Linked DNA regions of Homo sapiens: all the other regions are linked to region 3. A link is a loop called in an ENCODE intact Hi-C map of the cell type or tissue named here. Cell type or tissue: MCF 10A. All regions are shown on one strand.

Region 1 (8,000 bases), 130 kb before region 3:
ATCTTTATCAAATGCCCTACTTAAATTCAGATATAGTATATCTACAGAACTTTCTTAATCAACTTCATAATCTATTAATCTGTCAAAATCAGAAATGATTGATTTGACACACCTCTTTTTAGTGAAACTGTTGAGTCTTGGTTATCATCACTTCTTTAAAGTATTTCTGTTTTACCCTTTATCACTCATTTTGTGAAGTGATCAAGATCCATGTCAATTTGATAGTACATAGTTTACAGACATTAACTCCTCCCTTGCGCCCTCACTTTTGGGCAATTGAAACTACATATTTTAACTTCTATCTTTCCTTGGTATTTTTCTTGATTCCTCAAAGAGCACTAGTTGTTTCATGAACATATTAGGAACTAATTAATTAGAATGAGAAGGCTTGATAATTTTAACATCTAAGTTGTATAATACTATCTCATGTACTTTGGATTTCAGTTAGTATTTTTTCTAACTTTTAATATAACATTTTCAGATATACCTAATACTTGTATTCCATGGTTATTAATAATTTGCTATATTTGATTTATCTTTTTATCTGTTTGTTGATGTATGTATTTTTGCCTGAACCATTTGAAAGTTGAAATCTCATGACTCTTCACACCAATGATTTTCTCCCTAATGAAATTATAATTGTTACAGTTAAGAACATTAATTTTAATATGACCTAACATATAGCTCATTTTCAAAAATATCAAATTAATTTAAAAATGTTTTAAATTTTATTTTTTATTATGGTAAAATATACATAACACTTACAATTTTAACCATTTTAAAGTACGCAATTTAGTGGTATTAAGTACATTTACACTATTACTCAATCACCACTACTATTTTCAGAACTTTTTCATCGTTCCAAACAGAAACTCTATACCACTTAAGTAATAAGTTACCACTTCTCCCTCCCCAGAGCTCCTGGTATCCTCTACAAGTTGAGCATCTCTAATTTGAAAATCTAAAATCTGAAATGCTCCAAAATCCAAAATTTTTTGAGCTCTGACATGATGCCACAAGTGGAAAATTCCACATCTGACCTTATGTACACCAACGTTGCTTCATGCATACAATTATTAAAAATATTGTATAAAATTACCTTCTGTGTCTGTAAGATGCATATGAAACATAAATAAATGTTGTGTTTATTTTGGGTCCCATCCCCAAGATATCTCATTATATACATGCAAATATTACAAAATCCAAAATGATTTGAAATTCAAAGCACTTCTATTCCCAAGCATTTCAGATAAGGTATACGCAAACTGTATTCTACTTCCTGTCTCTATGAATTTGCCTGTTTTAGGCATCTCCTATAAGGGAAATCATGCAACATTTGTCCTTTTGTGTTTGTCTTATTTTACTTAGCATACTTTTTCAAGGTTCTTTCAGTTACATATCAGATGTATGTATGTCTTCCAGTATGTATCAGAACTATTCTTTTTATGACTGAATGTGTGTGTGCGTATATGCGTGTGTGTAGACACACACACATGCACAGATGCATATGTCATATTTTGTTTATCTGCCTGCTCAAATCTGCTGTTGAATCCTCTGGTGCCCCGGTGAACTTTTCTCTTAAGTTATTGTTCTTTTCAGCTCCAGAATTATTGATTTGTTTCTTTATAGAATTTATAGCTCTTTATTGATTTTTTTTTAAAAGAAATGAGGTCTTGCTATGTTGCCCAGGCTGCTCTCAAACTCCTGGGTTCCAATATTCTCATTTTGTTTGTTTTCCTGAATTCTTTTAGTTCTTTGTCAATGGCTTCTTTTAGCTCATTGAACATATTCAAAACAGTTGATTTAATATCTTTGGCTAGTAATTCAAATATCCAGGCTTCTTCAGGGATGGCTCCTGTCAAATTCTTTTTCCTATGAGTAGGCTATCCTTTCCTGTTTCTTTGTATATTTTAGTTTTTTTTATTGAGAACCTGACATTCTTAGTATTATAATGTGGTGACTCTGGAAATCTGACTCTCCCACTTCTCAGGGATTGCTGATTTTTGCTTTTTGAGGGCTACAGCCATCCATCTGAGACATTTCCACACTATTTTTGCAAAGTATCTATTCTTTGTTGTGTGTGGTTACTGAAATTTCTGTTCCATTATCTCCGCAGTCATTCAGTGACCTGATAAAGATTTCTTTAAAATGTCTGCCTTCAAAGAAAGGGGGAAAACATTCTGTGCTTTAACTTTTTCAGTGGAATCTCTTTGCTACTGAAAGGACTGAAACCAAGGCAAGCACGTATGCCTGTCTCTCGGTGCACTGCCAGACCAACCAATCACATTACATAAAATTTTTGGAGACCAAAGTCTCCACTGCCCACCTGGTACCAGACATCTGCTTCAAGAACACGGGCTGCAACCCCCGCAGCTGTAATGGGGCTGAAGAATGGGGCAGGTGATCATTGTTTTGCATATGTAGCTCACTTAGAAAATGTAGCAGCCTCTCCCTTTATCAAGCACTCCCCTGGTTGCCATACATGTCCAATTAGGTTTTAGTGTTCCAAATTAATTGATTTCAATTGCCCTTTCCAGCTTAACAGTTTCTTTGGTAGAGAGTATGACCCTAGAGCTTCCTATTCTGCCTTCTTGCATTTCACCCTAGTACTTTCTGTTAATTGAAAATTAGGTCTAAAACTTTAATTAGATTCAGGTTAAACATTTTTGACAGGAATACCTTATATTGAACATATCATTAGACACATAATATCAGGATGTCCCACAATACTAAAATCAGTCTCTTTGTTAAGGCCTGAATACTAGATCTCTTAAATATAAAGGTAGTTTTCCCCTTTGGGTTAGTGAATAACCTGTGTCAACCCTTGGAAATTTGCAAATATCCTGTTTTCCAACATCTCTCAACCTAATGGTTTTAGCGTGTATGCTTGAATAAATTAATTTTTTTGTTATTTTCAGTCTGAATATCATTATCAAAGTGAGAGAACAGGCGAATAAAATAAAAATCTAGTGTAGTGTTTTTAATTTCTTCCCACCGTCTGTTAACATTCAAATATCCATCTCAAATGGGGCCTTTCCCTTTCTTGTTTCTTTGTTTGGTTTTTCCTTAGTGTTTATTAGTAAGCCCTCGGCTGACTTATGGATTTCACCTTCATGATTCATCCAAGCCAGCATCTTACATCTGTCCTTGGCTGTGTGCTCATTCTTCCTGCTGTTGTACACATCTATTACCATCTAAATTCACTGAGAACACTCTGTGGAACTCATTTATTTCTTAATTTGCCCTTCATTTTTCTACCTCGTTGGAATAATTAGTTATTGCCTAGATAATTACATTTTTAGAGCTTTCAAACTCTCTTAATCCATCTTTGTTAAGAGAGATCCAGAAAATAGAATGAAATCCTTGCCTTTGTATTTAAAGTCTGTCTCAAAGAATTATACAAAGGAAGTTTTCTCCATTTCTAGTATTACTTACTCATTTTTTTTCTGACAATAGTTTTTTTCATTGCCAATGTATTCCTCCCTGTTGATTGGAATTAATTCTGGTGTGACAGTCTTTTTCCCTGCTTCTAATTTCAGATCAGTGAAAATATCGGCAAGGTCAAAACTTGACAGGTGTTCTACTTTAAGCTAATGAGTTTTGTTAGCTCTTTGAAGGGATGAAGTTTCCCATCCCTGCTATATATTAATTCTGTGTCAGCTTTATCATCTGCTTCTCCCTTCTTTTAGCTTTACCCAAATGAACTCTAATATTTTGCTTTCTCACATAACTTCATTACTTTCTAATGGATGTATAATTACACCCACTAACTTCCCACTCACCATACCTGTTTTTTTAAATTGAAGTTCTACACTCTTAAAAACCAAAATATATCTTTTAAATTAAAATTTGGGGTTGTTACAGGTATATCAAAATAGTGAAGAGATATTTCTTATATATTTCTGATGAAATACTGTTAACGCCATAGTCTGATTGGAGAGCAAATTTGAGTCCCTCTCTCTCTCTCTCTGTGTGTGTGTGTGTGTGTGTGTGTGTGTTAGAGAGAAAAAGCTCATTAAAATGGTTAATATTCTTTCCTTCCAGAATTGATCCAACACAAATGATGAGCGATAGATGCCTACTGATGTAAATATGTTTCTCTCTTCAGTGTCATTTATAATAATGAAATTAAACTTCAGTAGTTTATGATAAGAGAATTGATTATGTCTGTTGTAGTAGGACCAAATTATGACATACCATAATAATTAAAATGATTTATTTCCAAGTTATTTTGCCTTAACAAAACAACTTATGGCATCATGTTAAATAAAGACAGGAGCGTCTAAAAGACATCCAAAATGATTTCAGTTCTAACTTTTAACTAGGTTACCTACCCCAGGAGGTAGGCTGCACAGGAGAAACTTTTTCTCCTATTCCCTAACGTATAGAGTATACTTTTTTCTGAGCAGTCCATTTCCTGCTTTTCCCTCACATTTCAACCTAGCTCTGTGTGTAATTCTGGAAATGAAGGCTGCAGTACTGCAGGAACATCCAGACTGACTTTATTGTTCTAAAGCGGGCAAGGGAAATAAGGTATCAGGAAGTAGAGGCAATGTTGACCCTCTTCTGACATTATTGTGTGTCTTTGATGACCATAATGCATACCATGGCTTTTCCCAGAGAAAGGCCACCAAATGTGTCAGAGGAGAGAATTTTTTGGGCCATCTTAAGGTACAGAGTTGTATAGCTAGGATACAGTGTATTTTTCCATTTTAACTATAGATTTACTCCCATTGCTGCAGCTGTCGGGAGCTATCCACAGGGTTCCATGTGTCTGAATCTGCTATTGACATGACAGCAACTCTCTCTGCAGGGCCTCATATGATTAGTAGGACAGATGAAGAATTCCACAGATTTTCCTTACTCCTGGTGACATCTCCTGTCTGCCAGCCGTGGCACTGCCCTAGATATCACTGGAGAGACATAGACTCTCAGTTCCTCGATCTTCAACAATCTGTTTCTCCGTCATTTCTCAGTCACCCACACACATGGTCACAGCACAGAATTTGTTATTACCAACATCTTTATCACCTGTCTTAATCTCTACTACAAGTATCCCATTCTATGAAAACTGTATCTTATCTTTCCTATTTATTTCCTCTAAATGTCTAAGACACAAACAACTCAGTCTCATATGCATCTCCAATTCACTGACTCTACCACCTCTATAATGCTCTCCCAGAAAACCCTCAATGCTTTCTTAAATCTTCCTGTAGCTTGGACCTAGGAATCTGACTGTGGTTGGAAGAAAGTACACAATCATGACTGCTTTAAAAAATATATGAATTGTGACTAATCTTAAGTCAACTCGATATTGCCAGGAAAAATATTACATTTCCTTAATTCTCTGTTCCCTTATTATGTTAGGCCGTTAGTCCATAACTTATCTTTCCAAAACTTCCCCAATTAGTCTCTACTGATGACCTTGCTCCCTATTTTTCTGAGGAATTTGAAGCAATCAGAAGAGATCTTTCACATGTTCTCACCACCACATCTGCCAATCTATCTCTATCAGCACCTTATCATCTTCTTTCTTATTACCATGATTGAACTGTCTGTCGGCTTGGCCAACTCCACCCTTCTTATGCATTGTGTCCCATCTCTATCATCTGCTCTAGAATCGCTTTCTTTAAATTTCTCCCTATCATTCCTGCATTAACATTTTTTGCTATACAACAACATTAGAATTGCTTCCATCTTAAAATTACCCTCTGATGATACCAAGAGCCCTTATACTTACTGCCCCAATTCTCTGATCTCTTTGCAGCAATCTCCTCAAGAGTGTTAACTATACCCAGGCTATCCACTTCCTTTACTCCTCTTTCCTCTTGGAGCAGCCCCAATAAAGTTCTTGTCTTGATCACTGCACTGAAACAGCTCATAATAGTTTAAGAGTTGCATTTGCATGACCAGCTCCCTGGTCAATATTTTCATTTTTGTTGTCATGTACCGCAGCCTACAAGCAGCATTTGACATAGTGCGTGCGCTTTTTAAAACATTTTCTTTACCTGGCTTCCAGAACACTTCTTTCTCTGTCCTCCTACTGCTCCTTGAATTCCTCTTTTCAGTCTCTTTTGCTCTTCTCCTCACCTTCCCAACATTTGTGGAAACCACAGGAGGTAACCCTTGTATCTCTTCTCTAGCTTCCCCTACTTCCTAGGTGGACTCATCATTTAATGGCCAAGTTGATACTTCCAGCCTCTGCTGAACTCAGACCTTACACATCCAAGTTCTTAGTTGACATCCATCTGGATATTTAATAAGCTTTGTAAATTTAACATGTCCCAAACAAGCTCAGTCTGCACACACACCCCCACTTACATCAATCTGATACACTCACCCTCTCGACATCTTATTGAAAGGCCCATTCATCCTCTAGTTTCTCAGGTAAAAATTCTCAGAGTTATCTTTGACTCCTCTCACTCTTCACAGGAAAACATCCGTAAACTCTGATAGCTTTTCCTTTGACATATGTCTAGAAGAGTCTGACCACCACTTATTACACTACTGTGACTCTTTCCCAACTCACATGTTCTTACTTGGACTTTTGCTATTGTTTCTTATTATCTTTGCTTCTCATCTTGCTCCCTAACAGAAAATTCTTCACACATAACAGAGATAAAAATAACATTAGGTTGACATATGTAAATACTTATAAGGATTTTCTAGCAATTTAAATGTACTGTGATTATAGGTAAACTTGAAGAGGATGCAGTTAAAGATATTTTAGTATGAAGCATGTTAACGTGCTTTAAAGGACTGGCCCTACAAAACCTTATACATTTTTTAAAAGAAATAATTTATTTAACTAGGCCAAAGTTATTTTCCAAGAAACTGTAAATGATTGGCTTACAGTGACACTTAAGTTGAAAAATAAAGATGTAAGACTGTATTCATCCATTTTGGGTTTCAAGAACTGATTCTGGATTTCAAGAGTTGAAGCCCTACTGGTGTTGTTCACCCACTGCTGAGGGTAATGTCTGCTCTGACATTAGAGTTCGCCTTCTATTTCTTCCAGAAGAAATTTCCTCTGGGACCACAGTATAGTCAGCCATTTTCTGTTAGGCTGAAAATCTGAGAGTTAAAATAATCTTCCTGGATAAGTGACAGGAAAATGGACAACCAAATTTAACGAATGTTTCTGCTGATAGCTACTTTCTGAGAGAGTTTTAAAAGGTCTTTATGAGAAATACCATGCTTTTTAGCTGTAGAGTAAGATTTCAGAAAAAGACGGTGAGTGGCAGCTCCGATCTGTCAGGAATGCCAGCAGCATAAGTAGGATCGGGTGTCCAATTACCAGAATTGATAAGTAATTGTTAATTTAAGTATCCTTAGAGTTTATTGAGAATTGTTTTTCAGTGGCTGAGTAATATGCAAAGCAAATTTTGGGTTTCAGGTTTTAATATCTTCCTGCAACAACCCTTTAGGGCTTTGTGGTATTGAATTAAATATTTAAGTATTGATAAAAATGAGCTGCTCATTCTCCTGGAATATGTCAACTTTTTCAAGAATCACACTTCAATGGATTGTCCTTAGTGTAAAAACTGGCAGGATTTCATTGAAGGTGGAGCCAGGAAGGAAAATTGTCTAAGTTAAAAAAGTTTTTTAGAATTCAGATTTGGAAAAATTTATGATTTAAAAAATAACTGCCTTTTCTTTCCAAGGCCTTTCACTTCTAAGTGGGTGAAGCTGAATAATATAACTCTTGGTCTCTTATAGGGGACACAGAATTTTCCAAATTGCCTTTAATTGATGTTGGAGAATCTAAAATCAGTGCCATAGATTGTCTCTTCTTTGGTAAAGATGGCAGACATTCAGATTTTATGTGCGAAAAGTACAGCATGAGCTAAAATAAGAATCCATTTCAAATATCTCCCTACTAGATTTGAGACAATATGACAGTACAGTAAAGCAAAATGAAAAGAAAAATTGGAAATGGAGTGTGGCAGAACATTCCAAAATAGGCCACTTTGGCAGAGGGGCAATTTTGAGCTAAAGGC
Region 2 (8,000 bases), 95 kb before region 3:
TTGTGTTGTTTTAACTGTGAGCCCGAATTGGAACTTTTTAAAATTTCAGACTTCTATTTTTCCCCTTTGTCTTTTTTTTTTTTAAATCTCCAAGCTTGGACCTTAATTTGTCAACAGATCTCTTTCACATTATTTTTGGCTAAAGGCAGAAAGAAATTGTGTTGAAAAATATTATGAGAATACCTCTCCTGCTAAGTTTTGAGCCCAATATATATAGTAGACTCCAGAGGTTTGGATTATTCAGTTAAGATTGAATAAAACATCCAATGTTTTAGATTATCTGCTTAATTAAATCCCAACGCTGAACTGCTAGAGGTTTTCTTATCTAGAATGAACTAAGTGAATATTACAGAGTGACCTAAGTTGTAGGCAAGTGAGCTACTGCTTATATGTGAAGGGAATCCAAAACCCAATTGGTATGTCTTCATAACATGGCTAAGGACAAGTTGAGTTTATGTACATTTCTAAGGCCAATAGACGGTTTGCAGGACACTTGTTTCTGACATGATTAATATATGAAACGTGTCTGAATTAATCTGATTATTTTACCAAGCTATATTTATTTCAAGATGAATTATTTAAAAAACCTATTTAACTGGTAAAAACTTGGATTCTTAAGCTCGGAGGAACAAGCAATTTAAAAAATTTCTCAGCATATGAACAATGGTAGCAATTAATTTAATAAACAGTTTCTGAGAATCTACTCTATATTAGATGCTGTGATAGGCATTAATGATAGTGGAAGCAGAAAGACAATATTCCTCCCTTCAAAGAGCTCTGTCTAATCAGAGAGACAGCCAAGTAAATACACATTTTTAATTTAAATGTGCTATGAGCTTTAACACAATTATGTAGAAAGCTCTGTGGGGGCAACGAGGTTGCACATCTAATATTGTAGGTGACACTTTACATGAACTACTCAGTGGTTGCAAGATGTACACTAAATCCAGAAGGAAGAGTAAGAATTTCCTACAAGATGAGAGGCTAAAAGGAAGTAAAAGGGAATTAATTTCAGAAATGACATCATATGCTAGATGACAAACTAGAAAACCAAAGGCTGTTATTTATGTATCTTCACATTATATTTTATCTGTATTACACTGTATGGCATATTATACAACATAGATTATCTGTGCCTTAGTTTTTTAAGTGTAAAATTGGTATAATGATAGGTTTTTCTGAAGACTAAATATATTAGTACATATGAAACACTTAGGAAAGTGCTAAGAATACAGCAAATTAATATATATTAACTATTATATTAGCTATTATTTTCATGTTTATCCGTTCCCACTGATAATGCATAGCAAAAGCACAGGGTGGTTGATCAATGTATTCACTTATTCAGGAATATTTATTGAGCATGTACTATGTGCCAGATACTGGGGATTCCAAAGTAAAAAGACCATAACCTCCCCTCACAGTGCTTAAAATTCCAATACTGAGATGAAAGAAAGTAAATCATCACACAAACAGCGGTGTAAATTTAGAGACTAATAGACATTGAAAGAGCAGGAAAATGCTTGAAGGTGGGCAGGAGACGCTTCACTTGTTGTCATTGTTGGATTCCTCCTGAGAGACACAGTAACCTAAATGTTAAAATGAAGACAGCCCTATAAAGGCCTGAGGTAGGAAAAAGTTTGGTATGTCCCAGAAATAGCCAGGAGGCCACTGGGATTGGAAGACAGATAATGAGAGGAAGAGAAATAGTAGATAAGGCTGGAGAGACAGGCAGGGGCTAGATCACATAGGGCTAGATAGGGGAGGTAAGAAACTTGGATTTCATTTCAAGTGTAATGGAAAGTCCCTTCCAAATGAATAAGATCTAAGAGGCACAGTCAGTCAGTCTTTCAAAAACTTCTTCACTTACCTCACCGTGTCATCAAGCCCCCAATATAACTTGCCTGAACTGTTGGTTTCTTCATATTTTTCCATTCCCCTTCAAAGGGCAAAGCCATCGTGTTACCAGGAAACCATGGAGGAAATGTCCCAGGTGCCCCATTAAGCTTCACAGTTAAAAAAGTGAAAAAGACAATTCTTGATCTCAAGAAGCTCATGGCCCAGAGGGATAAATAGACACATAGGAGACATGAAGCCATGGAGTCGTGAGTGTGGCGATTGAGACAAGCATAGAGAGAGTGCTGGGGGAGCCTAAGGGAGCTCCACGTTACTCAGGGCGCTGGCCTAGGCCTTCTGAAGAAAGTGGTGAGTATGAGTTAGTAGGCAAAGACAACTGCATGGGAGAAAGTGGCAAGGTGCAGGTTTTCCAGGCAAGGTGAGCAATCCTGAGGGAGAGTCCGGAAGCCAGAAAGCACAGTGCTTTCTTGAGAAGGAAGGGAATTCAGCATGACTTGAATTGGAGCCCAGTGCCTTAATTTAATTCAAATTTTGGTGCTGCTTCTACTCCTTCACATTTTTCTTAACCTTCCTTTCTTCTGGATCCATACTGCTTTGTTTGGCCATTACTGACATGGTTATCAATCTAATCTTTAATAACAATGATTTTTGGCAAGATACTGACTCTGAATATTGATCTGCTCACATGTAAAATGGGTTACAAATTCGTATATCACGGTGAGGTTGTGAAAATTAAATCCACATCTCACAGTGTGGGTTAATAAGTAATCCACACCTCATGGGGATGGACACTAGCAGAGCAGCTGGCATACAGAAAGGGATCAATGCAGATTCATCTAGTTCGATTCCTCAGTTGTTTTTAAGAGAATGCTCAAATTCCACAAACCTCTAATACTTTCTATTATAGTACTTACTAAAGATCTTCTCATTCTTTCTAAATTTTCCTCAAGCTCTCTGTACTGTTTTACTACTCTTGTCCACATTTGTCTATCCTTCCTTTATCAAAATGGATTCACTGGCTATTTTTTGAAAGCACTCATCTCTTGCTTTGAAACCTTCTCTCAGGCTTACAAGTCTTCTTTACAATACTTGCAAAGCATTTACTTCTTCATTATCCTATACAGCTAGTCTTCTATCATGTAGGATAGGAAGAGAAATTGTGACTTCTTTCAGAATATAGCTTTTGAAAATATTTCACTTAATAAAATAACTGTGATAAACCTTTCTTTTTCTAAAAAAAAGACTGAGATAGGTTTAGAATTTTTCTATTTTTCTCCATTATCTTAGCATTTTTGATGATTCAAATGAATGCCGCTAGAGATTTTTTCCTATCCCCATTTTTTTTGCATCAGATCTTTGAGGAAATGAAAAATAGAATGGGGATAAACTTCGGTCCAAGTTTACTGAACAAATACCTATGACATGACTGTTATGTTCACACCCTCTATGAATCTTTGTGGTTGAAGGCTTAGTGTCGAATTTCCCAGTGTTCTGGAAAGCTTAGGCAGATGAGGTACAAGTTGTATGCCAGGACCGTCAGAGAATCTATTTATTTGGACACTGGCTAAGATAGGCTAGCTGGCATCTATATCATAGATGAAAACCAAGGTATCACTAAATTTAATAACACACCCCAAGCAAGTTCTTGTATGCTCATGATCTCATTTTGCCAGCTGTTTCCTTCTATCCCATTTGGCACCAAGATTTTTAAAGACACATTTTGTTCCAGACCTTAAGGGATAACTGCTGGCAGTAAATTTTTCATATATAAAATTCTTTTGTCCACTAAAATAGTTGCTCCTTGTTCAGCTTTCTTACTGCCAGTGTGAATGGAAGATATTTGACTCTGGATATAAAGGGCATGTAGTCTTTTCCTCTACTTCACTATCAGAAGGTGAGCCCATGATATACAAGAGAGGAAAACTAAAATTCCACACAAGGTACTAGTGAGTCACATTGAGCAGCAGCACACATTCTATCTTACCCCTCCTTTGGTTCTTTGGGATCTAAAGCGTCATTTTTTTCACCTCATTTTAGGGAGCTGGTTTGGATTAAAGTCACATACAAACTGAGCCATCTCCAACATCTACATCAGGAAGTAACTCTAACTCAAGATAGAGGTCACTGGAGGGGCAACAGGTTTGTATTGCTTATTCTGGCTTCTCTTTTCGTGTACTGGAGATCATTTGGAAGAGCTACCAGTGACTGACCCTTTATAAGCATTATATTTTGAAATAAAAGCGATTGCTTGCTCATTAGCACTTCCCTTGATGAAGTATACAAGTGTCAGGTAAAACAAACTGAATCCTGCTCATGATGGATTGGAATGGACATTCCATTGGGAGATATCTGAGCCAAAACCACAAGGCTTTGGCTCCTAGTTGCTCATGAAGCTTCTAATTGACTTTCATACCACTTGCCAATTATTGCTCTTAAGAACAGTCCTTGAAGTAGAACTTTGATGGGCTTGTGCATTTCTAATGCTGAAATTCATTTGATCTGTAGTGTCTCATGGATTTTACCCACCAAATTCATTTAGAAGCATTATGTGCTATTTAATGGGAGATTATATTTGAAGAGTTAATATAATATGAAAATCTAAATAATTCACCATCTGTAAAAATGATCACTTAACTACACCTTTTGAAAGGCATTAGAATACAATATTTACAAAAGTATATTTTTCAGATTTAGGATGTTTTTGTGTATTAAGTAAATTGTAAAAAAATCTATTGATAGTTACACTGATTTTAAGATTACTCATTGTAAAGCTTTAAAGTATGAAGTATATTTAAGTATCAAAAGTCTTATTAAAATTATCTTCATTTCTTGCATGGAAATATGTTCAATTCTCCGTATTTTAAAAGGAAAAAAATAGACAAATGGGCATATTGGTCAAAAAATTAGAAATAAATACTCATTTTTAATGTATTCGAATTTGTGAAAGGTTTATTCCACTGACCATATCTTCCTGAAATTTTAGAGAAATGAATTCAAAAGGTTTTCTATGCATGTTTGTGGCTTCGTAAGTAGGAATGCTATCCAGCAGACATTTATTTAAAAAGCTATCTATAATTATGAGAGCAATCTGACTCATTTCTTCTGCTGGCAGACTGAATCAGAGACTACTTTTGGACTAACGTCAAGCAGTTATATAGAATATTTTGTAAAAGTCAGATAAGTAGTAATGTTCTGCATTTTTCATCCCATTTATATATAAATAAAACATGATTATATAAATTGCTGAAATAAAGATTGTAGCTATTTCTTTACTCAAAGTACTCTGGATATGTTTGTGAATAAAGAACAAAGGAACATTAATCATAGACTATGAGAAAATATGTTTCAATTGTCTTTATCTATATTCATTCACTGACTGAATACATTTTTCACACTGGAGAAATGCACAGATGATTAAGCCCAGGGCTTAAATACATATAGGGCATTCTAGAAAAATTCACCAATGTTAAAGCTATGGTCCTTAATTTCAAGTTGCTTTAAAAACTAATTTAATGTGTTATTTTCTTAGAAATTTATATCTTTATTATAGAAATTTTAAATAATACATGTAGACTAAAGAGGAAAACATTATCAATCCCCTTCATCACTCATGTTATGCAGATTTTCAGTCTTTCAGATGTAGGCATCTATCTTTAAAATGTCTTTGTTATAGCTTAAGGATTACTTCCCGGAGAGACCTTAATTATCTAATTAGGTTTGGCCTATTAGAATAGAAATCTCATTATGCATTACATTCTGTAAGTTTTTGGTGTACTTTTAAATTTTTCTCTCTCACACCATAAAGAAAAACTCCACGAGCTGGGACTGTATGTTTTCTATTTATTATTTTATTCTCAGTATCTTGTATAGCAGTTCACATAAATGTATGTCCAATTATTTCTTCCACAAAGAATTATCAAGTGTTTTTAATTGGCATAAAAAAGAAAGGAAACAAAAACAAACGAAAATACCAGAAAACCCTCAGGTTAATAGTTGATATACTGCATTACAATTCTAGAATCATACCTTTTTATACTGTTGAATATTTTCACATATAAACATGATCTGTCTTTTTATAAACATGGTCTTTCTATTTACTCAATGCATTTTTCATCCCTCCATAAAGTTAATTTTCTTCATCTAAGTCCTACACATTTCTACTTACGTATTTCGTCTCTTGTTGCTACTTGCTATGGTCTGAATGCTTGTGTCCCTCCAAAATTCATGTTGAAATCTAATCTCCAATGTTGGTATTAAGAGGTGGGGGGGTCTTTGGGAGGGTACTAGGTCATGAGGGCAGAACCTTCATGAATGGGATTAGTGTTCTTACAAAAGAGGACTGAGGGAGCTTGTTTTTCTCTTCTGATATGTGAGAAAACATGGTGTAACTTTTCCTCTAGGACTTTATGTTTTTAATTATTCTTTTCCTTGAAGTACTTTTGACACCTTAGACAGAAAAATGAACTAAGACTGCTGGCCATGATGGCTCACAACATACCTGAATCCCGGCACTTTCGGAGGCCGAGGTGGGTGGATCACTTGAGCCCAGGAGTTTGAGACCAGCCTGGGTAACACAGGAAAACCCTGTCACTACAAAAAAGACGTATTGTCATCAGACAATACATCTGCTGACACCTTGATCTTGGACTTCCCAGCCACCAGAACTGCGAGCAATAGATTGCTGTTGTTTATATATTACTCAGTCTAAGGCATGTTGTTATACAAGCTCGATTGAACTAAGGCACTACTTTTATCAGGACTATTTGCCATTAAATTTTTAGAACAATTTTTAAATAAATTAGCATAAAAAATTCACTTCTATGCAATTTTTTGTTGGTCGCTAATCTCTTTAGTTATTTATGAAAGTTTTTCAATGGGTTCTCTTGAGTTTTCCTGGCAGCACATAATATAATACGCACATGATGATACTTTTTATCACCTTCTTTCAAATATTTATGTGACCTTTATTTTTCCTGATTCTGCATTGGCCAGCATATTGTGAGTAATTTAAGGTAAGAGTGAGTATAGTGATGGTCCTTGTCTTTTTCATACTTCAATGGCATCATTCCTTGGATTCTATTTTTAAGAAAAATAGTTCTGCTGCTTTGAGACAGATTTTAAAAATCATGTTCAGAAATTTTTAAAATTTGTTTACTAATAGTTTTTATGAGAAAATATTACATTTTCTCAGTGGCTTATTCTGTGAAATCTGTGAAGATGATCTTCTAGAGTTTTTTCTTTTGATTTTGTTACTATTTTCAAAATTAGGTTAGTGTATTGAATTATCTTTTTATTCCTCGAATACATTCTCCTCTTTTGCTATTATGATTAAAAATATTTTATTACTTTCTATTGGCTGACATTATGTTTGTGTTTTTTGTATCTATTTTCTTAGGGCAAACTGTCATAGAGTTCCCTCAGTGAGGGTTGTTATAAGCATTTTGCTGGATTCGAGTAACATGAGGCAGTACATAACTTGTCTGAGAAGCTTAAAGCTCTTGTTTCCTTCATTGTCATTTAGTTCACTCTCTGCCCACGTGTTATACACTTACGTTTCTTCTAATTTCAGCTCCTAAATACTTAATACCTCTTTAAAAATTCTCCTTGCTGCCTTTTGATCTTAATTGACTAGAAAACAACTTTCATATTTAGTTTAGTCTAAATCAGATTTATAGAAACTTCATCAAAAAGCAATAAACCCATATTAACAAAATAAAAAATACAAGAAGGTTCTAAAAACATTGAAAAATACTGTCTGAAAGTGGTGAGTATAATCAAAATTGGATTAATGTCTTTATGCTGCCATTTATTAGCCTTGAGACATTGGGAAAATTATTTAACCTATTACCTCAGTTTGCATATTTGCAAAATGTTACTTAACAGTGCCTAGTTATAGTTGTGCTGTGAGGTTTAAATGAGATAAGGAATATAAAGCGTGTAGCAAAGTGCTTGGTACATGGGAACCACTCTGGAGAAGTTAACTCATATTACTATACCTGGACTAAATATATTTGCTGGTTTGTTTTTTAATTACTGTATCAATAAGAAGAAAAACAGAACTGGTATAGAAAAAAATAAACTATGTAATTCAATGTTATAAAGCCAACTAATTAAGAATAAATTGTGGCAGATAATAGAATTAT
Region 3 (8,000 bases):
ATCTGTCCCCCAAAGCAGGAAATAGCATGGGAAGTTTGTTTTTCATGTGTAAGAGATAGTAGTACATCTTCACTCACTTGCCACTGGGTTATTTCAACTCTCCAATTCTGTGTCCGCTTGTCATTCATCAGGGTCAAGTAACTATGTGTGAACACCCAGGACAATACACTGGACACTTTGCTAATGACACCATGTAGACAGAAAACACAGCAGAGTCCCTATTACCTTGATAAGACACCCAGATGCCGTGGTCTGGAAAACAAATGCTCCAAAGGGTGCAGGAAGCTGTACTTCCACAAGGTTGATAACGGTCTTGTGGTCTAAGTATGTCCCCTTCAAAATGAATTTTTTAGAAGATCACGTTAGTTTTGAAAGAAACAGAATCAACAAACAGTGAATGCTTAAGTCAAAGATCTCACATGACCACGAGACCATAGCTGTCCAATGTCAACTCAATATTATCTGACTCATTGTGTTATAAATTCTGATATATATAGTGGTTTAGTTTTATGTTTAGTAAATATGTGAACTTGGATAAGTTTCTTCTCTTCCCTTCCCTTCCCTTTTTTGAAACAGGGTCTCACTTTATTGCCCAAGCTGGAATGCAGTGGTACAATCATAGCTCACTGCTGCCTCGAACTCCTGGGCTCAAGTGATCCTCCTACCTTAGCGTCCTGAGTAGCTAGGACTGCAAGTATGCACTACCATGCCTGGCTAATTTTTTAAAAAATAGTTTTTGTAGAGATGGGGGTCTCACTATGTTGCCCAGGCTGGTCTTGAACTCCTGGCTTCAAGCAATCTTCCCACTTTGGCCTCCCAAAGTGCTGGGATTATAGACATGAGCCACTGCACCCAGCCAGTAAGTTTCTTTTCTGGTTTTTGTTTCCACATTAACTAGAGGTTAATGATAATAAATATCTCTCAATGTTGTTAGGGCATTCAGTGGATTAGTGCATGTAGTGTCTGGCACTTAGTAATGCTTATTTTATTTAGGGCTATCGTTCTTTTTAGAATAATAGAATCTGTCCTTTTTGGAACAGGACCTGTAACCCTGCAGAACCCAGAGTTGCAGGGCCAGGAAGCACAAAGTCTCCTGACGGATGATTAGGAATGATGATGATTTACTCCTGCTTCTACTGCACCCAAATTGATGTATTCTTCATACTAGAGGCCATAGTACCATATAAAGTTTTCTAATTCATTTTACATAATGCATCCTGGAAGATGGGCTCCCATCCTCACAGAGTATTATTACTCTCGAGCTGGCACTTAAGCTGTGCTTTCTGTTGTTTATTCCAATGCTTGCAGAACACCTTCCTGATCTAGTCCTCATTCACTGCATGGATGGGTCAGAGCAGTTTTCCCAGCGTATGGAATGTGTTGTCTCCATAACCTTGAGAGCTGCCAAGAATTGTGCTTTCCTCTCTGTGATAGGCAACTCAAGATGCAATAATTTGCCTTCTACTCTGAAGGGAGAGTTCCAGCATATCCTCGAAGCTGGAGCTGTAAAACCCCTCCTGAAGTGGCAGGTCTAGGAATCTTCATAGTCTTAACAGGGCCTTCCTGCTCATTCTGCCAGATTAGCATGATCCCATGCATAAAGTGGATCAGTGCGATGCTTTGTGGAATGCATAGACAGTCCAGATCTCTTTGGAGACTATATTACAACTGAGATTGAGATATTACAACTGAGAGTGAGATATTTAAGAAAGCCCTGGGCAAACTGGGAATGTGTATTGGTTTCCTTTCTAAGTGAAGACCAGTGGTTTCTGATTGTCTTTGTTGACGGGGAAAGAGAAGTATGTACTAGATAAATAACTAGATGTAATGCCATGTAGCTGCAGCCATATGTATCTGCTCTAGCAAGGATACCACCTCTATCATGGCAGCTGATCAGCCTGCTACCTGAAGTAATCTATAATCATCCTTCAAGTCTAGTCACTTCTGGCAGGGGCCAGACTCACAAATATAATGGAGCTATAATAGACACACCACCAACCCTCTATTATTTAGAAACATTTTTTTTTTCAGACAGGGTGTTGCTTTGTCACCCACACTGAGCTCAAGTGATCCTTCTGCCTCGGCCTCCCCAGGTGCTGAGATTATAGGCATGAGCCACTGTGCCCAGCCTATTTAGATCTTTAAGAGTGTTATTAATCTCTGTCATCCTTTCTGGCATATAATATTTTCTATTTAATTGCCAGATTTGGAGGGGGACAATGACCATACAGGCCAAGAGCCCAATTTTCAAGTAAGTCAATCATAATTATACATTTGCGAACTTTGAAAAAGACCATTGTGGGGATCTATAGACCAAGCAAGACCAAGCAAGACCAAGCAGTCCCACTGTAACCTGGATTTTGTCCACACCTTCATTTATTACTTGAACCTTATAGGCTTCCACTCTTAACAGGGGGTCCCCTATAGGGAAGGACATTGCCTGTGTGTGGGGACAGTTGGTATATGGGAACTTTGTAGTGACTGCTCAATTTTGCTGTGAGTCCAAAACTACTCTAAAAAATAAAGTTTATTAATAAAAAAGAGAGAGCCTGGGGAATCAAAATCTTAAGGGGTATCTACCAACATTTCTGCATTGCACGTGTCAGGGTCCACAACCAGGGCCCTGAGGTTGACAGAACAAACTGGCTTCAGCTAAGCCTTCAGTTGTCTTTAAAGATTAGTTACTATAATTCTACAACCTAAGTTTTGTCTTAAATTTTTTTGGCTCTCCCATGATAGAAGAAGGACTTCTTTTCTGCTATGAAGGAGGCACTCTGCCCTTTACACTTGGATTTCAATTGTTTATTAAGGGCCATTAAGTTTTCATTAGGAAGAGCATTGTTATGACTTAATGACAGCAAGCCAGTTCCACTCTCTATGCATTGTTTCTGTACTTTTAGAAACACCAAAGTGTTTCCTTCTATAAGAATAGTTTCCCAAGTGGCTACTAGTGAATGGCTAGAAATGACTCTGCCTCCTTGTGCCAGAGACTGACTATTCATGACTCACGTACCACATGGAATGATGTCTTCATTATCAGTGGAGTGGCCAGCAATTCAGTCCTGGAACCGCATCTTTACTGCCTAATTTCTCAGACTACTATTGGTGTCGGTTGTGTTCTCTGGGAAACAGATACTGGGCCAGGGATAAAAAACTGAAAAAGGATTTTTGTGAAAGGAAAAGGAAGGAAGCAGGATTGTGTGGAAGGAACTGTTAGCCTATGAGGCAGATAGGACAAAATGTTTGCCAGACCAATGAGGAGCTCCAGGGCAAGGTCGACCTGTTAGAGAGGTTCTGAGTTGGGAAGAAATAGAGAAGAGTTTGTACCTCAGCCTTGCTCAGTCATCACCTGAGGTCATCCTGAAAAAGGGTGGCCTGGTAATGAAACAGAATGATGAGGCAGTTTCTAAGAATGGAGTCAGGACAATTCTTCCCCAGTAGAAAAATATTTGTATACATTATTTTCAGTTTTGCCTTTTTAAACTTAACAGCCTCCCAAAGAATTTTCCAAGATCCACAGAATTCCATAGTCATCATTACTATAATTTTAAACGACTGTATTATATGATATCTGGTGCCTTAAAAGATACTTTAAACATGGTTTGAATGGGCATTTTTTTTTAAATGAATTTCCTGGTACACAGGCATTTGGGGAAGTAAAAAAGACTTTTTTTTAGTAATAAAATGACTTTCCTTTTTATAGAAAAGGCAACAAAAACATAGGGTTAAAAATCATTTATAATATAATTCTTCTCTGTGAGACTTTACCATTCTCATTGACCTTTCAGCCTGAATGCAAAAAAAAAAAAAAAAAAAATAGAAGACTTTGTCACAGTTTTAGACTGTAGAGCTATTTTTAGCTGTAAAACGTCATGTCCTAAACTTAATAAAAATCAAACACAAAGAGATGAAAGTGGGAACCTTCTTACAGAAATTCCTTTAGGGCTATATCCTGCCTTCATTCTACATGAAGAATTCCCACAGAAATCAATAGAAGATTAAAATAAATATCAATGGCAGGATACAGTCCAAATTATGAATGAAAACTTTAAACTTGACAGGTTAATTGTTTTTCAGATGACTGGAATTTGGGGCAGCATTTTCAAGAGTGAAAACCAACATTTTGGCTGCAGATAAATTAGTGCACAGCATTTTGTATAGCAAGGCCTTATCTACGGAGTTATGTCCACCCTTTGTTTTAAGACATTGGTTTTTGCTATTTGAAAGGGAAGTTTCCAGAACAAGCATCATGATTTTCCATTAATGGGTCAGGTTTCCACTTTGCCTTTATTTTAACTAGGACAAACAATATGCAAAGTGAAAGAAATTCATTTCTAATACTCATTGCTTAGCCACATTATTTTAAAAGTTAGCAAGAAATAAAATATAATAACATTACAAGTGAAAGATTTAAAGGTAAGACTGAATAGTAAGAGTGATTATGACATCCATTGCCTACAAAAATTACAATGGGTAGACATGTATACATAGTGTTCAGAGTATCAGTCTTATCATCTAGAACACTTGAATAGAGGTTTATGGAGAAGTCAAACTGCATTTCTTAAGCTTTGCTGACACCATATAACAAATGCTTGGCCTTGGGCACATTAGCTGCTCTGAGTCACTTTTTTCTTTTCTTTTCTTTTCTTTTCTTTTTTTCTTTCTTTTTTTTTTTTTTTTTTTTAAAAAAAAAAAAAAAAAGAAAACAGGAAAAGAGTGCCCTTCTGTGAAAGAAGAATGGAAGAATGAGCTTCAAGAAAGAGCAGCATAAAGATGCAAGGGTTTAGTTTTGTAGCATAACTAGAAGTCAGGGGCTGGTCAGCCTTGGCATCGGTTCAGCACTCCAGCTAACAGGGCCAGCTGCCCTGAGAGTTTTGTCTCCTTTCCTCCACTTTACCAGATTATCTGCCACAGCTCCAGGTATCACATCTTTGTTCAAGCCTGGTGATGGAGTAAAGAAATGGTATCATTAATAACTAATTTTGTTTTCAAGAATGTATAGACTCTCCCCTGCATCTATCAACTTATATTTCCTATCTAGAATTGTACCATACTACCAGTCTTAGCTACAAAAAAAGACCAGAAATAGAGTGGGACGGTCGGGCGCAGTGGCTCACGCCTGTAATCCCAGCACTTTGGGAGGCCGAGGTGGGCAAATCACGAGGTCAGGAGTTCAAGACCAGCCTGGCCAACATGGTGAAACCCCCTCTCTACTAAAAATACAAAAAATTAGCTGGGCCTAGTGGTGGGTACCTGTAATCCCAGCTACTCGGGAGGCTGAGGCAGGATAATCGCTTGAACCTGTGAGGTGGAGGTTGCAATAAGCCGAGATCGTGCTGCTACACTCCAGCCTGGCAACAGAGTGAGACTCTGTCTCAAAAAAAAAAAAAAAAAAAGAAATAGAGTGGAATATTTTTGGCAGAAGCAAAATTGGACTGTATAATCCCTGATATAATTCTTTTAATTATTTAAGTCACTTATCAAAATTGCAATAATACTTTGAATAAAGACAGGCATAGAGTAGAAGCCCACTCAGCTATGTGAGGTCAATGAACATTCCTGTTTTGTTGACGCCTGCAAGTCCACTGTGGGAGCACCACTGTTATGCGTCAGAGTGGTTGGCACAATGTTGGCCAAGAAATGTAAGTGGCTGAATCACTAATAATCATTTCAAAGAGGCAATTCAATTCAATTAACATTAAATAAATGCTTATTATGTTCAAACCATGTGCTAGGAGCTTGGATTCAATAATTGTAATACTAGATCATAGGTATTAGGAGCTTATTTAGAGATTTAAATAAAGCACTCCAGAAATATAAAGTGATGGTAATTATTCTCTGCTGGTAGATTGAAGAGGAACATAGAGAGGAAACCTAAAAGGAAATGATTCACTTCTAAAGTGGTAATAGATTACAGTGACAGTGACAATACTTCACAAGGTAATTCACATTTACTTGGAATTGAGAGAAAAGACTAATGAATGAATCTTCTGGTAGGTTGACAAGAGTGGTGGGTTTTGATTACTTAAAAATTAAAAGGAGAGTATATAAAAGGACTTCTTTAATGAAATTAAAGAATTCCTGAATGAAGATAAGAGAAATACTAAAATTAAAATGAGATGTCTATTTCACAGGGAAGAAAGAGTAGTTGTTTGAAATAAAAGCAAAGAAAAACAACAAAACAATACACACACACATACACACACCCCAAAACATAAAACAAATTTTTTTTTCCTGTGGGGCCCAAGATCTTGAACACTAAAAAGTGGTTAGAATTAAAATATTTGTAAAGTACTAGTGAAACAATGATAGTGTCATTGATTACTGTTTAAAAAGTTGAGCGCAGATTGAATTTATTATCAAAGAAACTGTTCGGACTGCTCCAAAATAAATCAATGTGCTTCCAACTTTACCTTAGGTAGAACATGGTCTGATAAAAAAATTTTTCCCATATTGTGTGGAGTGAAATCCTTGATCTAAAGCATGTTAGGGTTGCTACATTAGTTTCTTTATTCTAGTTTCAGTAAGTATTTTAAGGTGATTGAGAAAAGAAGATCTCTGTGAGATTAAAAACCTGCTGTGTAGCCCAAGGAATGTAACGTTAAATAAAATGTCAGAAAGAATTCACTGTACATGTTTGAGCTTGTAGACTAACTGTGTTAAATGGATATTAAACTGAGAAAAAATTCTTTTAATATAGCCAATACATGAGTATATTAGACAGTTAGATCAGAATGTCTATATCAGAAACTTTTATTGAATACGTATTCATTCCTTTTCTCTGATGATAAGAGCTAATGTTTACGGAGCCCTGTTTCTATAGCCCAGCTATTGTACGAATTACGTTGCGCATTTTCTTTGTTAATTTTCACAGCAACCTAACAAGATAGAAATTATTTTTAATTCTCTTTTAGTAATGAGAAAACTGAGAAGTTGCCGTTTGCTTCTGGTCACATAGTTAGTAAATAGAAATATAAACTGGATCCAGGACTCCTCCTCACCTTAACCACCCTGTCTCTGTAAGCAATCTACTATTCCTATTGTTTGGGTCACCTGGTATGTCCAAAAAAAAAAAAAAAAAGAAAAGAAAAGAAAAGAAAACAGAACTTGGATGATTAGCATACCCTTCATATTAACATTTATAACCATATCTTATTTTAGCTATTAAATGAAATTTAAACTGAAGTTTCAGTATTCTCAGCTCTGTTAATAAATGCTTCCTTTAAATATTAGGTATAATTGCATAGCCAGTTCCTACCAATGAGTAAGTTTATCTCTGGCAATGAGTTGTTCTCAGTGTCCAAACACATTTCGTTAATTTTGCTAGGGAAGTATTGAATTTGTCTGTGTTATAGTGAACTGAATGTAAGAAATGCCTTAAAATTATAGCACTCAGGTATGCTTCCTTTTAAACATTCTGTTTAAGGTTTAACCTTTTTTTGATTTTCCTTCTTGAAAAGAGAATGTTCATCTCCTAAAGTTATAGACGTAATTATTGTTATATACCACATAACAATAATTTTTTGAAATTAAAAAATATACAAATACAAGCTACTCCATTAAAATAGAATCTATGTTTGAATACTATTGTCATTTTTAAGTGTACTATACTGAAATTATGTTGATAGAAACACAATCTTTTTTTCATTAGTAACTGCTTTTATGGTTTCTACAAGCAGTTCTCCATCCACATTGAGTGTGGTCCCAGGGAACTGTAACTAGTCTTGGAAGTGATTGGTGTTGCCTGAGGATTTGGGGCCCAGAACAAAGAGAAACAGAGATCTGAGGGAAAAAGGAGCATAGGCTGGAAGCTAGGAAATGTCTGAAAAGGTAAGTCTATAAAATTAGACAGGGCACACACAGAAGCCCAAGTAAAGTTTCTTACAGAGTATCTGTGAGCCAGTTTGGAAAGTTGAGCTTAAAATAATCCCCTGGAGCATATGATATGGGGTAAGGATCTTTTACAGCTTGGCAGGAGGACAGCTAAATGCTCGGAGAAA

What was found. A loop is a pair of places that touch in the nucleus more often than their neighbours do. Peaks named below come from ENCODE experiments on the same cell type or tissue, not always from the same donor. Only the 100,000 strongest peaks of a DNase experiment are listed, where the experiment ranks them.
Region 1: a loop joins it to region 3, with 2.0 times the contacts of the local background. A loop is called at or near these places in 2 of 110 quality-filtered maps.
Region 2: it touches region 3 in a loop (3-fold over the local background); 4 of 110 quality-filtered maps call a loop at or near these places.

What each region holds. Positions count from the first base shown.
Region 1 is chr4:176,401,673-176,409,672 of GRCh38, forward strand. It overlaps a transcript of LOC124900817 not described here. Among named protein-coding and RNA genes, the nearest start is that of SPCS3-AS1, 85 kb to the left of the region's middle. In MCF 10A, no CTCF peak of the experiment used is centred here; no DNase peak of the experiment used is centred here.
Region 2 is chr4:176,440,003-176,448,002 of GRCh38, forward strand. LOC124900817 (a long non-coding RNA gene) reads left to right here and starts at 3,085. Exons shown (of 4, transcript XR_007058376.1): 1 at 3,085-3,996. In MCF 10A, no CTCF peak of the experiment used is centred here; DNase peaks (open chromatin) are centred at 3,339 and 4,219.
Region 3 is chr4:176,535,418-176,543,417 of GRCh38, forward strand. No RefSeq gene overlaps it. Among named protein-coding and RNA genes, the nearest start is that of HAFML, 110 kb to the right of the region's middle. In MCF 10A, no CTCF peak of the experiment used is centred here; a DNase peak (open chromatin) is centred at 3,014.